2 separate regions of the Homo sapiens genome follow, and region 2 is linked to region 1. A link is a loop called in an ENCODE intact Hi-C map of the cell type or tissue named here. Cell type or tissue: CD14-positive monocyte. All regions are shown on one strand.

The links. Peaks named below come from ENCODE experiments on the same cell type or tissue, not always from the same donor. Only the 100,000 strongest peaks of a DNase experiment are listed, where the experiment ranks them.
Region 2: it touches region 1 in a loop (2.7-fold over the local background); 3 of 110 quality-filtered maps call a loop at or near these places.

The regions. Positions count from the first base shown.
Region 1 is chr11:35,224,953-35,232,952 of GRCh38, reverse strand. It overlaps CD44 (CD44 molecule (IN blood group)), which reads right to left. Exons shown (of 18, transcript NM_000610.4): 18 at 551-3,824. The coding sequence ends at 3,620. Among named protein-coding and RNA genes, the nearest start is that of CD44-AS1, 14 kb to the right of the region's middle. In CD14-positive monocyte, no CTCF peak of the experiment used is centred here; DNase peaks (open chromatin) are centred at 4,822 and 6,052; H3K4me3 peaks cover 997 bases; H3K27ac peaks cover 4,867 bases.
Region 2 is chr11:35,333,011-35,341,010 of GRCh38, reverse strand. All of the region lies in intron 1 of SLC1A2 (solute carrier family 1 member 2), which reads left to right. Among named protein-coding and RNA genes, the nearest start is that of SLC1A2-AS1, 55 kb to the right of the region's middle. In CD14-positive monocyte, no CTCF peak of the experiment used is centred here; DNase peaks (open chromatin) are centred at 3,200, 3,620, 5,580, 6,070 and 1 weaker place; H3K27ac peaks cover 3,063 bases.

The sequences.
Region 1 (8,000 bases):
TTTTGATGGTTCTGTCACATAAGTCTGGTTGTTTCTCAATTTTCCACACTGCAGGCTTAGGAGTCAGCTTTTCCAGACTTGTTCATTCAGTTACCAATCAGCTATCACTTTTCAGCTTCAAGTTTTTGTTGCTCTTGTCTCTTCTTCCAATCTCTTTAACTCCACTGGTTGATTCCGTCTGGAAATATCTCTTTATTTTCTTTTTAGAGGCTTACATGAGGGAATGAAGGTATGTACACTCTCCTCTCTTTAACTGGAAGTCCAGGAGTAGTTCTTGGCTTTAAAAGAACTAACACTTCACTGTATCTCACTTAGTTTGAAACATGTGAACCACACATCACTCATAGAAAACCAGATTTTCTCCAAAAGAAGACTTTCAAGTTGATGGAAACCCATTTTGTTTTTGCTTTTTTAAAAAATAAAATGAGTGTGAGGCTTCAGCCACCTCAGATACCTTTGACTTTGTTCCTCTAAATTACCCAGACGGTGCCAGATAAGCATAGTTCTGTCCCTCTCAGCCTCCCATTCTTTTAAATTAGAGACTTCTGAGTCTGTTTCCTTTAGTCTTTTAATGTTAGCCTTTTAATATTTTCCAATAAGTGCTTTCAACTCAGCAATATACATATCATGCTTTCCTCATTATTATTGATCCATCAATAAATATACAAAAACCAGAGGAAGGGTGTGCTCTGAAAAGTCAAAGTAACAATAACAGTGGTCATTGTACAGCACAAGAATGAACAATGGGCTATTCTTTGAAAACTCAAAACAAATGATTTACACAAAGACATATCTATAACATAAAGGTGAATGGACCATGTTATTCTTATTCTTAAGTACATTTTGCTTTTCCAGATAAGTCAAATGTTTCCTCTCTCCTACTCCTCTGATATAACAGTATTGAATGAATGTTGGCTACAAAATCAATTCTTGGTGTTGTTATGAATCTCAATATAAAACTTTTGGAAAGGTTCTGCTAGAAAAGCCAATTCTACCAGGCTTGAAATATGGATTCGAAGATGTCTTTTGTCTCTTTTGATTTTTCACTCAGAGCTAATTTTAAGGGAAGTCTTCAGGAGACACAAAAGATTTACAATTGCAAGAAAAATTACATCTTTAGCTCTTAGGTTGCTTTGCAAAATAATTAAATGTTGGCCTTTTACTTTTATAAAGACCCAGTTTAAATGACTTAGCCCAGGTCACCTGAAAATCATTGGTAAAAATGACGTGTAGTCAAGCTGTGCTTCCAGAGTTACGCCCTTGAGATCAAGGGAGTGAGAATACATCTTATTCCATAAACTTCAGGCAATGTTGCAAGGGTTTGTGAAGACTTGGCCAGCTCTCCGTTGACAATGGCCAAGGAATAGAAGCTCTAGACCTCCCTTATTTCTATCGTGAAAACAGAGGTATATCCAAGTGAGGGACTACAACAGTAATAAAGGGAAAAAAGTATTTAATTCCAAAATAAAATTGAAAATAACCTCCTGTCTCAGCCTCTTTTTGGGAATATCTAGAAGGAGTGGAAAACCATCTCTGGCTATGAGACTTGTATCACTACCCCTTTCTCCCTGGGGCGACAGGTAGAGGCTGTTGTAACCATTTTGAACCTTGTCCTGGAGTGGCTTGTTGCTTTTCAGTTAAAGAGCTTGAGTGAGCCTGTCTGGGCCTCTGGCAGACCCAGGAAATCTCTGGGAAAACAAGAGGCACTTGAACACTAGTGGCAGTAACAACACATAGTGGCCTAATGTCCAGTTTCTTTCAAGTTGAAAAGAAAATAAAAAGAAATCCAGACCACTGAAAATGGATCTGGCCAATGATGTTCACAGAAGAGAAAGGAAGTTTTTCAAGATTGTGGGGTGAAGTGGAGGGAGAGAGGGAGGGGAGAGGGTAGACAGGGAGGAGCAGAGGCTGGGAATAGTGCAGAAAGTTGACATCTCTCCTTTAAAGATATTCTACAGATCAACTCTGTCTAAGCCCAGCCCTGATTTAGTCAGGAGCTTTTCTTCTTCTTTCTGCTTTGTGGTCTGAGAAGCATTGCCTGTTAAGCACATAAGTTTAGGTAACAAATGACTTTTAGTAGGAGCCTCAGAAAGGAGATACCATTTAACAGGAGCCGTTGCTTTATAGATGCAATGGCTTCTATGACAAGCAGCCTTTGGAAGTTCTAGGACCAATCGGACACCCTGACTGATGAATAAATGCCACAAAGGACTTGCCAAGTGGGAGAAAATATGAGGTTAGAGGATAAAGCCAGTACTCTCTTGTTTGGTCATAAACTTGCCTATCTGGTGATAAGATTCCAATGATGGGAATCCCTTTAACCTTTTGAGGGACTCCCCAGGCACTTAACTCATCCTAAATAGCAACTGCATCAAGAACAGACACTGGTGTGTTTAAGTTTACAAATACAGCCATAAAAATGTCAAACAGGATCTACATGGCATCATCCTTCCCCTTTGCCAATCTCTTTCATTTCCATTGGCTTCTTCTCTTATTGTAAGACATCAAAAGGCACTTCCATATTGTTTTTGGAAATCACTAATAGGGCCAGCCTCTATGAAATAGGGCCCCAGGGATAACAGGTCATGCAAACTTAATGTGACTTTGCAAAGCCTTTCACAGGAGAGAACAGGTGGCCATTAAACCATAAAAGAGGCTGAAGCTCCTCAGCTTCCAACTCTGATTCCAGGACAGGATGGAAAACCTTTGGACAGTGTCAAAAAAAAAAAACAAAAAACAAAAAACAAAAACAGTGCTGCCCTCCTTGGTCTTCCATGAGATTTGGCTGAGTGGGTCTGAGTGGGAACTCAGGGTCTCTGAGATGAAGACTTAGAAGAGTCTCCTTACCATTCTCAGCTCTTCCTGATACATTGTAGGGACCCAGACAGTGCTGGTTTAGAAACTGAAGAATCACAGCACAAAAGGTGAAGATCGAAGAAGTACAGATATTTATTATGAATCAGTTTAAACCCTTTTGTGCCTCTGACAAAGTAACTTTAAAAAATTATACTGATCAAAGGACTGATCCAGGGTTTAATATTTCAAAAACACAGATAAATAGTTTACTACAGATAAATAGCTTCACCCTTTGGGTGTCTCCCAGAAGCATCTGAAAAATTTCTAGAGGGGGTCTGTTGAAGATGTGTAACTAGTACACCCCAACCCCCAACCTCAGTGGAAAGCAATGCCCAGGGATTAGGCTATGGAAGGGCAAAATGGACCCATTCAAATTTCCTCCCAGGGACCAGGCCCTATTAACCCTGGGAAATGTCCTTAGCTGGTGGGGGAAAGGTTGGCGATCAGGAATACATATGTGTAGTTTTTGTTAGAAGCCATCCATAGCACACCCGAGGGATGAAAGGCCTCCAAGTGGGAACTGGAACGATCAAATTCTTGCTGATTATTAATTGGGCCCTAATTTCAGAAAGCAATGCTGTTTTTACAAATTGGACCTGACTTTAAAGAACAAAACACAAAAAACAAAAAGAGTAGAAAATTTTATGCTAAAAAAGATTCGCAATGAAACAATCAGTAGCACATTGCATCTGTTAAGTGTCCCAGCTCCCTGTAATGGTTATGTTTCCAACGGTTGTTTCTTTCCAAGATAATGGTGTAGGTGTTACACCCCAATCTTCATGTCCACATTCTGCAGGTTCCTTGTCTCATCAGCTGTCATAAACTGGTCTGGAGTTTCTGACGACTCCTTGTTCACCAAATGCACCATTTCCTGAGACTTGCTGGCCTCTCCGTTGAGTCCACTTGGCTTTCTGTCCTCCACAGCTCCATTGCCACTGTTGATCACTAGCTTTTTCTTCTGCCCACACCTAATAATTTAAAAAATGTACCATATCAGAAAGATTGCAGTGACTCAGGCATCAGATCATCATCCTTACTGAGCACCATCATTGATGATCACTATGGTTTATGATGGCTTTAGTGTGTGCCAAGCACTGTGCTAGGGGTTTTCTCTACTTTAACAACTAACAACCAGCACTTAACAACCAGACTCATAACAACCAGCACTCCTCAAAGTGAGGTCCCTGGACCAGCAGCAAAAGCATCATCTTGGAACCTGTTAGAAATACAAATTCTCAGCCCCACCCCAAACCTGCTGAATCAGAAAACTCTAGAGTTGGAGCCCAGGATCTGTGGCTTCTCTGCACAGTCAAATTTGCAACCCCTCAGGGGCTTCTCTGCACAGTCAAGTTTGCAAACCAGCAACTAAGACTCCAGGAAGCCGGTGTTATTATTATATTCTCTATATTCCAAGTGAAGAAACCTTGGGGATCAGAAAATTCAGTAACTTCCCCCAAGTAACTCAGCAAGTAAGAAAGAGGATTCAAACCCTGGTCTGTCTGACTCTCAAGTTCTGATTCTCTTTCTATCTTACTTCACAATGGAAATGTTTGCCTCTTTTAAGCATTTTAGCAGTTTCTGCAGATTTAGATAAACCATCAACATGATGATTGTAAATCATTCTGATTTGTATATTCCAGAAAGTCCCATAACTTCCTCTCCCAGTCAACACTTTGTCGGCCTTGTCAGCATTATTACTGAATGTATCGAGAAGAATAAAACAACATTTTTCTAGAGGTATAAGGCCATAGTGATGTTTTCCTAACATTGGCTAACTCATACAACCCTGATATAGGAAGTTTAATAACATAAGACAAATTATTCTCGTTAATTTAAGGTTTCTCAAACATTACTTAAGACCCAAACGCAAAAGAAAGTTGCTATGGAAGAGTACGACCTTGATCTTTTCCCTGGTTACTGTCCATTGCTTCACCCCACCCAGCCTAATGCAATGCTTCCTCTTTCCTGTAACATATCACTACTACACATATACGAGTCAGACTATGCTTAGAGGAAGGAAAGTTGCATAGCTTCACAACTACAAGCAAGATGGGGATTCAGGGAAGCAGATTACCTCCTGAATACCAGACATTTTACATGTAATTTTCTGTAATTCTTACAACACTCTTTCAAAGCAGCTATTGTTCCCATAATACAGCAATGGAAACTGAGGCCAAAAGAGGTTTAATAACTTGCTCGAGGTCACACAGAAAGTAAGAATGACAGAGCCAATATTCAAATCCAGGCCTTTATGACCAAAGCCTGGGCTCTGCCTGGCTCTGTCAATGCTGCCAGCCCTCTGGAGATTTGGAAACAGTATGAAGTCAGAATTGTTCACTTTGCCTCTGGATATTTGGAGTAATAGTGACAAAGCCTCTATTATTCATGATCATGGACCATTCCCTGTAGGACTGCCAAGGCCATAAACTTTAAGCTCTTGTTTGGGGAAATAAAAATTATACCTCCTCAACAGGAGGTAGATCCTGTCTCCTCTAGCATAAGGCTTGATGAGGGGTTGGGGGAAGGATGCTTGAACTGTGAAACAGATTCATGGGGACCAGGAATACAGATGGAGTCCAGCAGGATGCATGGTCAAGAAAAGGGCCTTGGAGGCCAGGTGCAGTGGTTCACTCCTGTAATCCCAGCACTTTGGGAGGCCAAGGCGGGTGGATCACTTGAGCCCAGGAGATTGTGACCAGCCTGGGCAACATGGTAAAACCCAGTCTGTATTCAAAATACAAAGATAAGCCGGCTGTGGTGGCATGTGCCTGTAGTCTTAGTTACTTTGGGGGCTGAGGTGGGAGAATTACTTGAGCCCAGGAAGTCGAGGCTGCAGTGAGCTGTGTTTGTGCCACTGCATTCCAGCCTGGGTGACAGAGTGAGACCCTGTTTCAAAAAAGAAAAAGAGACCAGGCACAATGGCTCATGCCTGTAATCCCAACACTTGGGAGGCTGAGGCAGAAGGATCACTTGAGGTCAGGAGTTCGAGACCAGCTGGCCAACATGGTGAAACCCCATCTCTACCAAAAATACAAAAATTAGCCGGTCATGGGGGCATGGTGGTGCGTGGCTGAATCCCAACTACTCAGGAGACTGAAGCAGGAGAATTGCTTGAACCTGGGAGGTGGAGGTTGCAGTAAGCTGAGATTGCATCACCGCACTCCAGCCTGGGTGACACAGTAAGACTCCGTCTCAAAAAAAAAAAAAAAAAAAAAAGGAAAAAAGAAAGAAGAAAAGGGGCTCGGAAGGCCTGGTTTTGAGAACTTACTGCTATGTGACCTGGGGCAACTCACTTAACCTCTCTGAGCCTCAGTTTTGCATCAATAATACCAGGTTACTAAGAGTAGCAATATCATAGGATTGTGAAAAGCCCTTGAAACAGAGACTGTCACTAAATAAATGAGTCTATTGTTATTATTCTTGCTCTTATGAGGGGTAAGGAAATAATTGTTATTCTTGCTCTTATGCGGGGTAAGGAAACTAAGGTTTGGGTTAACACTTAGAACAGTATCTGGAGCACAGTAAGCTTTCAAGTGCTATCTATAATTGTTAATATAACAAAAGCCATATGAAATGAATTTTGCTTGTTTCTCCTGGCTGCCTCCACCTACCTCGTTATTATTTACTATGAAGAGGATTTAAAAGGCTCAAGGTAGAATACTGCTTGTGTTACTTCCAATTCCCTGGCCCCTGTGTTCTTTGGAGGAAAGTTGTCTAGTTAAAGTAATTCCCATTTCCCTAACCAATGGGTGGTTGAGGGATGGAATGAAATATTGTGGGAAAGTGATTTATGAGCATAAAAAATATGTCTGTGCATGGGAGTGGGTGGGGATTAATGTTGTTAATCTAAACGAAGCTGATCTTGACAGTGGATAACATTTGACCTATAGGACACAGGAATATTGTGCTTGGTTTTTGGTTGGCCTGCATTTCCCTTTGGATTTATGTGTTTCTATCTGTCTGAGTAGTTTCAGGAGGGTAGGATGATTCTCATAAATAACTCATTCCAATATTCAGTGCTCTAGGCGTCTAATAAGTGCTTTTAAGAGACAAATTCTAATTTTTAAGTTATTCCTAGTTATAAGAATTTAAGAAGGAGCACTAGACCTTAAGGGGCTTCAGAGATCATCTAGCCCAGCTTCTTCATTATGTAAACTGGACACCAAGTCCAAGAAGTATTGTCCAAAGTTTCACAGCTTGTTATGGCACTGCACTGCAAGAATCACAGCTTGGATTTTCTGTTTTTGTTTGTTTGTTTGTTTGTTTGTTTTGTTTTGTTTTTTACAAAGTCTCACTTCATCAACCAGGCTGGGGTGCAATGGCACTATCTCGGCTCACTGCAACCTCTGCCTCCTGGGTTCAAGAAATTCTCCTGCCTCAGCCACCCAAGTAGCTGGGATTACAGGCACCCGCCACCACACCTGGCTAATTTTTGTGTTTTTAGTAGAGGTAGGGTTTCTCCATGTTGGCCACGCTGGTCTCAAACTCCTGACCTCAAATGATCTGCCTGCCTCAGCCTCCCAAAGTGCTGGGATTACAGGTGTGAGCCCCCGCGCCCAGCCACAGCTTGGATCTTCTGACTCTGAAGATCAGAGATCCTCATGGATCTGTGTCTTACCTTTATCTCCTCTTCCCTTAAATCTCAGGCATTAGCTGAGCACACAGCAATCACACAGTGTGGAAGGAGGCAGACTGAGACCTCACCAGGAAAGAGAGGGCAGGCTGGCTGGGGTTTAGAAGCCAGGTAACATACTTTTATGGCATGGCAGAATTTATCTTAAAAGATTTAGGTGGGTAACTTGGCAACTGATCTCATGACTCTTCTACCTGACAATCCTTAACGATATTTAGGGATTTATTTTGCACTGTTTTAGAGCTGTGCCATCCAATATGGTAGCCACCAGCCACATTTGGCTATTTGAATTTAAACTAATTACAATGAAATGAAATTAAAAATTCACTTCCTCAGTTGAACTAGCCATAGTTCAAGTGCTCAGTTGTGGCTAGTAGTTATATATTGGACAGTGGAGGTATAGAATATTTCCATCATCACAGAAAGTTCTATTGCATAGCACTGTTCTAGACAGCAGGACGAGGTTGGGTGAGCTCAGATTGCAGGAGCTAGACTGTAGCATAAGAGAAGG
Region 2 (8,000 bases), 110 kb before region 1:
TGGGAGATTCACAGTAACATACTGCTGGTTTGCTCCTTGAACTGGTCACTGCTTTGTTTGTCAATTTCTCAGGATTATGCTTACATAATTTCCTTTTGACCTTAGCCTCCACACCATAATCCCAGGGGGCACACTGGGGGAATAAGATGACCCTTATGTAACTTGTTACATAAGAGTCCAGAGAAGCTGGGTCTCACTTCAGTGTCTGCACAGTTTTCTAAGAAAGTTCATTTAGTTTTCTGTTGTCTCTTTCAATCAATAAATTCTTTAAAAAAGCATTCCCTTTACTTCTGAGATGCCAAAGGGGAGGGGGGAACCAGGCCAATACTGATTGCTTCTTTGTAGTTGGCACTTAATGGAAGTGATCCCATCTAATTTACGCTACAATCTTTTTCCTTTGTATGGACAAGGAAACTGAAGCTCTCAGGGACTAAAGTGAGTGGCTGAGGATCATACAGCTAGAAAGGGGTAGAAGTAGGCTTTAAAGCCAGACACAGGTTCTTCCTACAGAATATGTGTGTGATTCAGAATTGTGCAGGACAGCTCTGTTTCATGTCCTATTCTTTTGAAGTGATAGACATTGTCCACTGACTATACTAAAGCAGATAGGGAGCTCAGATCATTCCATGGACTTCAAGTCCCTTAGAGGCCAGACTGTGGACAGCCCTTTTATCTCTGTGCCAGCGTTGCCCTGCCCTGGCTCCAGCAGTGCCCAGATGGACTAGAGGCCTTTGTGGCCTGTATTTTGGACTCCTTCCTATCACCCTTTGCCCTTTACCTCTGGCTTGGCACTGAGTTGGGGCAGACACCAAAGGAACAGGTCTCATGTAACATCTTTTCCTGACATGAGCTGGGTCCCGTTGCTTCTTCTCTCTGCTCAGAGAAGTGACACGTGAGCAGAGAGCTCATGTCAGTGTGTCTGCATGGCTGGTATTACAAAGCCTCAAGGAAAAAAGCTTAACAAGAAAGCCTGAGGAAATGGGGTTTTGGTCATTTAAATTTTAGGGTCATTGAGGGATGAAGCCAAGAGGGCTTTGTCGTTAAATATATTTTTGATAATTCCCTCTTATTTTTAATCCTAACATTGAAAAAGCAATAAATGCACATAGGAAAACATTTAAACAGAGCTAAGGAGAATACAGTGATCTGTGAGTCACCCTCTCATTTGAGATACCCATTTTCTCAGTTCTCCCTAGAAGCTGCTACTCTCAGCAATATTCTGTGATCTTTCCAGAAATATTACTTGTAATCTCTATATATACAATTATACATGTATATATTTGTGCTTATCAATCTTCTGTGTGTCCAATATCCATCCCTCCATCCATCCATCTGCCCATCCAACTTATGCTCAACTCTCATGGTTGAAAATCATTAAAAAATGCTTGAATCCATTCTCTCATTTGATGTGGTGTGTTGAGACCAGTGGACCCCTGACAGAGGGTCCTGTGAGTCACCAGGATCCCTATCTGAAACCCAGTCCTCATGATAAGGTCCTCCAGCTGGTAAAGGTGTAACATTGAGCCACACACTAACCAAACATCTCCCTGAGAGATTCTGTTTCCATACCCTGCACTGCATGTTTCCTTCTGGAGTCTGTCCCCTTCAAAGCAGAGTATAAGAAGATGCCCTGTGGAACGGATAGTTCCAGTTAGGTTTGATTTTATGAAATCTCTTCTTCAGCAAAATCTGTCCTGACTGACTCCTTGACACAGAAGGGCCCTGACCCACAATCTTGTTCACCGCATTGAGATTCCCTGATTCCATGTTTCTTGCTGAATGACTAAATATCCCAACAGAGGGAGGTCAAGTTTCTCCCCAGCAAAAATTTTTCCCAGTTAAATGGCAAGAATGAAGAGCTGACAAATGGCTATGACATCACTCTTTGTCATAACTTGCCCCAAATTACTGCATGAGAAGCCAGTACTCTACTGGGTCTTGCCATGGGACAGTCATAAGTAGAAAACAAGATGATCCCCCAAAGAATTGCCCTTTAGAGAGCAATTCAAAGACAGGAAAATCACCCGTTGGTTGTGTCCCTGCTTCTAGCCAGATCTTCTAGAGAGCTCTAGATGCTGACCCCTTCATCTTGAAAAGCTCAGTGGAGACCTGGGTCCTAGCCTCTGCCACTTACTGGTTATGTGATCTTGATCAGGTGTATCTTAGTGGGTAAAGTAATTGTGTCTATTTCAAAGGACTGTTTTGTTTTAGTTGCAAGTGAGGGAAGCCTACCTTAGTCTGACTTAAGTGAACTAGAGAATATATCAGCTTGTTAACCAAAGAGTCTAGAGATAACTTTAGGTGTATCTGGATCTAGGAGCTAAAATCTTATTATTAGGACTGATTCTCTTTCCATATCTCCTTGTCCTCAAACAAAGGCAGGTCATTCCCTTATAAGCTCCCGGCAGCTCTGGACACATCCTAGCAGCTAAGAAACCTCAGCAAAGAAGAGCTCCTCCTTCCCACTTTTTCTAGCCAAAGTCTTAGGACTATATCTCACTGGACCAACTTGGTCCACATGATCACCCACAAATCTATGTGGTTATGAGGATAGAGTATCCTGATTCACCAGTCCTGAGATGGGCATGGGTCAGTTCCATCCAAACCATAGGGACGGGAGTTAGAAGGGGAATTGCCCTGAGAAGTCGAGAGGATAGAACCAAAAGAGTAGCAAGCAGACACTAGGGAGGCAAAAAACAACAGATTTGTTATGTAGGGTCTAAAAGAAGGGGGTCAACAAGTGTTTTCTGTAAAGGGTCAGATAAATATTTTAGGGTTTCTGTTGCAATTACTCAACTCTGCTCTTGGAGTGCAAAAGTAACCGTAGACAATAGGTAAACAATAGGCTTCGCTGTGTTCTAATAAAACCTTGTTTATAAAAATGGGCTGTTGACTGGATTTGGCCCATGGCTGTAGTTTGCCAACTCCTGATCTATGCAGATACTACAATCTTCTTGTCCCACATATTCTAGAGACCTGAACAAATAAGATCTGGCACATGCAAAGCACTTAAGAAATGCTAGTTATTATTATATTGTTATTATTTATGCTATACTAAGGATAATAACAATGATAATGTTGATGGTAATTATAATACTAATTAGATAATGAGATATGATGAATTATGAGTCATAAGTCAGCAGTGTATTCCAGGACTGTTTCTAAACTGTTGGTGGAGCTTCCCCTCCACATACTCATAGAGCTGGAAGGCAGGGGAGAGGCATCCAACTCAAACATCTCATTTTATAGATGAGTCTTAGGCTCAGATAAGAGGCAGCACATGCACAAGTTCACACAGCAAGCTGGGGCAGTTTTGGAGTTTGCAGCTGTTTCTTCTGCAACCTTAAAGGACTCTACCCTATAGGTAGAGTCTGTTTACACCTACTGGTACACCCATGGTACACCTGTTATACCATGGTACATCTAGTACATTTGAACATGCAGGTGTAGTTAGATAGATATTCCTTGAGTTTTGGATCCATACTGAGTAGTGTGGTGATACTGTTGGTAATATTCCTGAACTGGTGGAAAGACCTGATTTGTGACTAGCATGTGTTATATGACTCATGAGAACTCCCTGCTGCTGAGATGACTCAGATGTCTGTTTTACACAAAGATTACCAAACACCTCTCGCCACGTTTGAAAACAATGAATAGTTACTCACTGCCTTTCTGACTACCCTCTTTGTCACTATTTCTATTCGCTTAGCATGCTGGCAGCCATTTAAACAGCTAGTCTTCTGTTTGGCTGGATGTTGGTAGGAGGAGTCTTCTTTAATCCCCCATCAACATGGATACAGAGAGGCCTGTGGGCACTTTTCTCTGTACTCAGTGTAGACCCATTCATAAAATTCTTCATGATTCTGGCAAAACCCTCCCTGGATTTTGGTTAACCAGCAGCTCTGCAGTAGTTTAGGAGGTGGATATTTTACAACCACAACTCTTTAGCTCTTTTTTTCCCCAAATTTATTTCCAACTTTCATCACTCAGGGTCATTTACATAAATCAATGCAAATAAATATTTTTCTTGAGTTAAAAAATGTTGTGGAATCTGCTGGTCCCAAGTACTACAGAGACCTCAGTACACTGAATGGAAAATTTGGGATTTGGTTTACTGTTCTAGGCCAAGGGTCAGAAAACATTTTTCTGTAAAGGGCTAAAGAGTAAATATTTTAGGCTTCATGGGCCATATGGAAAGCCATGAGTTGCTGACCCCGGCTGTGAGTGCTTGTAATTTATAAATATAAAATTGGAGGATGGAGTATTTGAATTGGCTGCCTAGTTACTTGAGCATAGTCCTACAAACTAAAGTCTTGGATTTGGGCCAATGTAGGTTTAGCTATGTGATTCTGATGCTTACTAGGTCATTTTAGGCACATTGGTGGCCTTAGTTCCTTGTCTATAAAATGAGGATAATAATAGCACTCTATCTGTTTGTTCCTTCCTCCTACTTGCTTATAGAATTGTTGTTGTGAGGATCAAACAAAGGAAACCACTTATCTCAGAGCTAGTATGTTCCATAAATGTTGAGAGTATAATCAATACTGTTATTAATATCAAAGCCCATTGGGTGAAAGCAAGTATTCAAGAGCAAACAATTAATGAGCTGATTGGGTCACCTTCAAAGGGTTCTAGATAGAGATCATCAAGAAACCTTTTTTCCTTCTCTTTTTAATTTTAATTTTAATTTTAGTTGTGGGGTACATGTGCAGGATGTGCAGGTTTGTTACATAGGTAAACCTGTGCCATAGCGGTTTGTTGCACTTATCAACCCATCACCTAAGTATTAAGCCCAGCATGCATTAGCTATTTTTCCTAATGCTCTACCCCCACCCACCCCACCCCCTGAGAGGCCCAGTGTGTGTTGTTCCCCTCCCTGTGTCCATGTGTTCTCATTGTTCAGCTCCTACTTATAAGTGAAAACATGTGGTGTTTGGTTTTCTGTTCCTGTATTAGTTTGATGAGGATAATGGCTTCCAGCTCAATTCATGTCCCTCTGAAGGAGATGATCTTATTCCTTTTTATGGCTGCATAGTATTCCATTGTGTATTTGTACCATATAAGAAACCTTTTTTCAGCATCTTCTGTGGGAGGATGTCTGAAGAGACTGGATCAGATTTTTAACAACATTTTTTAATTTAATTTTTTAAAAATTTTATTTACTTAATTTTTTTGAGACTGGCTTATGAGACTACCTAATTTTTGTTTTTGGTAGAGACAGGGTTTCACCATGTTGCTCAGGTTGGTCTTGAACTCCTGGCCTCAAGTGATCCACCTGCCTTGGCCGCCCAAAGTGCTGGGATTGTAGATATGAGCCACTGACTTGGGTGAGACTGGATCAGATTTTGCTTGGCATTGTTGTGAAGACCCTGGTAGTAACTCATGATAGACTGTCTTCCTTTCTCCAAAAAATGAAGCCTCACATTATTCAAAGGAAAATCTCAAATTAAAAATCCTTTCCTGAGCATTTCCTTCAGCTATAGAGTTCAGCTAAATGGCATGCCCAGGGTCTGGATCATCAACACAGTCTGAGGTGATGAGTGATTACAGGCCAGAGGAGTACTGGGACCTCTGCTAATTTGTTCCCCGTGACTTCATCACAGCTGCCCTTGGTTGTGCAATTGCGGTTGCTATGGCTGAAGTTTGAAAGAACTTGGCCTGAAGCTGCCTATATGGCCAATATCTTGGGGGAAATATAGCTTTCAATAGATAGGTTTTATGGGTATTTGTGAAGAATTAGCAGCTATGAGGTTGAGGTTGGGTATGTTGATGAGACTGGAGGAGAAGTTTGCTTGAGAGTGGCAAAATACAACAATACACAACAATACACACACTTCCCCCCCATCAATGCATACACTCTTAACTACTTTGGACAATTGAAGGCTATGTCTATGATGCTGTAAATAAAGAAATATTGAAGAATGTTATTCTCATCTTAAAGTATCAGGTTCTTTCAGCTGCCATATTGTAATGAAAAGGGGTTGGGTTTGGATGAAGACAGACCAAGGTGTGATTCCCAGCTGTCTACTCCTAGCTACCCGACAATGGAAAAGTTACTTAACTTTGCTTTCTCATCTGTAAAATGACTAACAGTCACTTCTCATATTGTACAAAATGTCTGTCTTAAGGGATGTTGCAAAACAAAACAAAACAAAACAAAACAAAACAAAACAAAACAAAACAAAACAAAACAAAATTGCTCTCCAGCCAGACTCTACAAGCTGTGAGTCCAACTCACCAAATCTTCACATCCTGCCCCCCAAAGTAGACTGGTAAAGAAAAGGCTGAAGTCATGTCTCAGCATTTGAGCATTGCTCTCTAGTCATTGCTCTAGAGAGTTCTAATCTTGGGGCTACTGATAATAAGGGGCCATGCAGAGAAGATAGTGAAGCCCTCCTCCACCCGCTGTAACCTGCTAGTCAGTCATCAATGATTCTTAAAGCACTGCCTCTGCCTGCTCTCAGGAAGGTGAGATGACGCATCACTTGCTTTTGTTTTCACACCTGTCCCCTGGGAACCTTTGCTCAAAGTTGTAAATTATGTGACATCTTTAGTAACAACAACGTGATTCGCTCTGTTAAATCACTCCCTACCTGCTTGTAGCCTGGTGAATAAATTTTCATTCCTTTTTTGAAGATTTTACTTAAGCATATGAAGAAAGCTCCCATCTGTACAATGATGGAACCAAAAGGGACAGGGGCTGCTAACTTAATGAGAGCCAGGCAGGTATGCACATGAAATCAGGAAACAGTTTGCTTTCCTCTTAACACTCTCTTCAGAAAGACAGCAATGGAAGCCTGATGATAAATAGTAATTGACACTTCGCATTGGTGTCAAGGAGACAATAAGGGATGGTGGGGACTGTGGCAGACTGGAAAATCCATGCCTATCTAAGGGACAATCACTTCTTAGTTCTATCTGATTGTTGCCACTCAGGGATCTAGGTTTCATAATTATAAGTGGACAAAACCCTTTAGTAACTTTCAATAATAATACTGAAACAAAGTGCATTGAAGTTTACTTAAGAAAAACTTAAATGAGCAGTGGCTTGCACCTGTAATCCCAGCACTTTTGGAGGCCAAGGCAGGTAGATTACTTGAGGCCAGGAGTTCAAGATCAGCCTGGCCAACATGGCAAAACCCCGTCTCTACTAAAAATACAAAAAAAAAAAAAAAAAAAAAAATTAGCTGGCATGGTGGTGCATGCCTGTCATCCCAGCTACTCGGGAGGCTGAGGCATGAGAATTGCTTGAACCTGGGAGGCAGAGGTTATAGTGAGCTGAGATCGTGCCTCTGCACTCCAGCTTGGGCAACAGAGCAAGACACTGTCTCAAGGGGAAAAAAAAAGAGAAAGAAAAACTTACATGATTAACAATATCTTACTATAAATTAAAGGGTTTTAGAATAAATTTCCAACTCTTCGTCATTAACATTGTTAAAGTTACTGCTTATTTAGCTTAGCAATAAAGAAAAGGAATCCTTATCTTAAGGTGAATAAATTCTGTGACATCTGTTAATTTTGGTATAACAATATAGGTAAAAGTTATGTTTTCTTTTTGTTTCTGTTTATGGTTTTTGCTTTTTTTTTTTTTCCTGAGGCAGAGTCTCATTCTGTCACCCAGGCTGGACAGCAGTGGTGCCATCTTAGCTCACTGCTGCCTCCGCCTCCCAGGTTCAAGTGATTCTCCTGCGTCAGCCTCCCCAGTAGCTGGGATTACAGGCATGCACCACCACACCTGGCTAATTTTAGTATTTTTTTTTAGTAGAGATGGGGTTTCACCATTTTGGCAAGGCTGGTCTCAAACTCCTGACCTCAGATGATCCACCCACCTTGGCCTCCCAAATTGCTGGGATTACAGGTGTGAGCCACTGTGCCCCCTCACTGCACCCTGCCAAAGGTTATGTTTTTTGAGTAGCTGCGAAAGAGACCTGTTCGGAGAGTGAATACTTGATCAGCTGTGTGCGGATGGGGAATGAGACCACTCCAGGGAGCCAACCTGA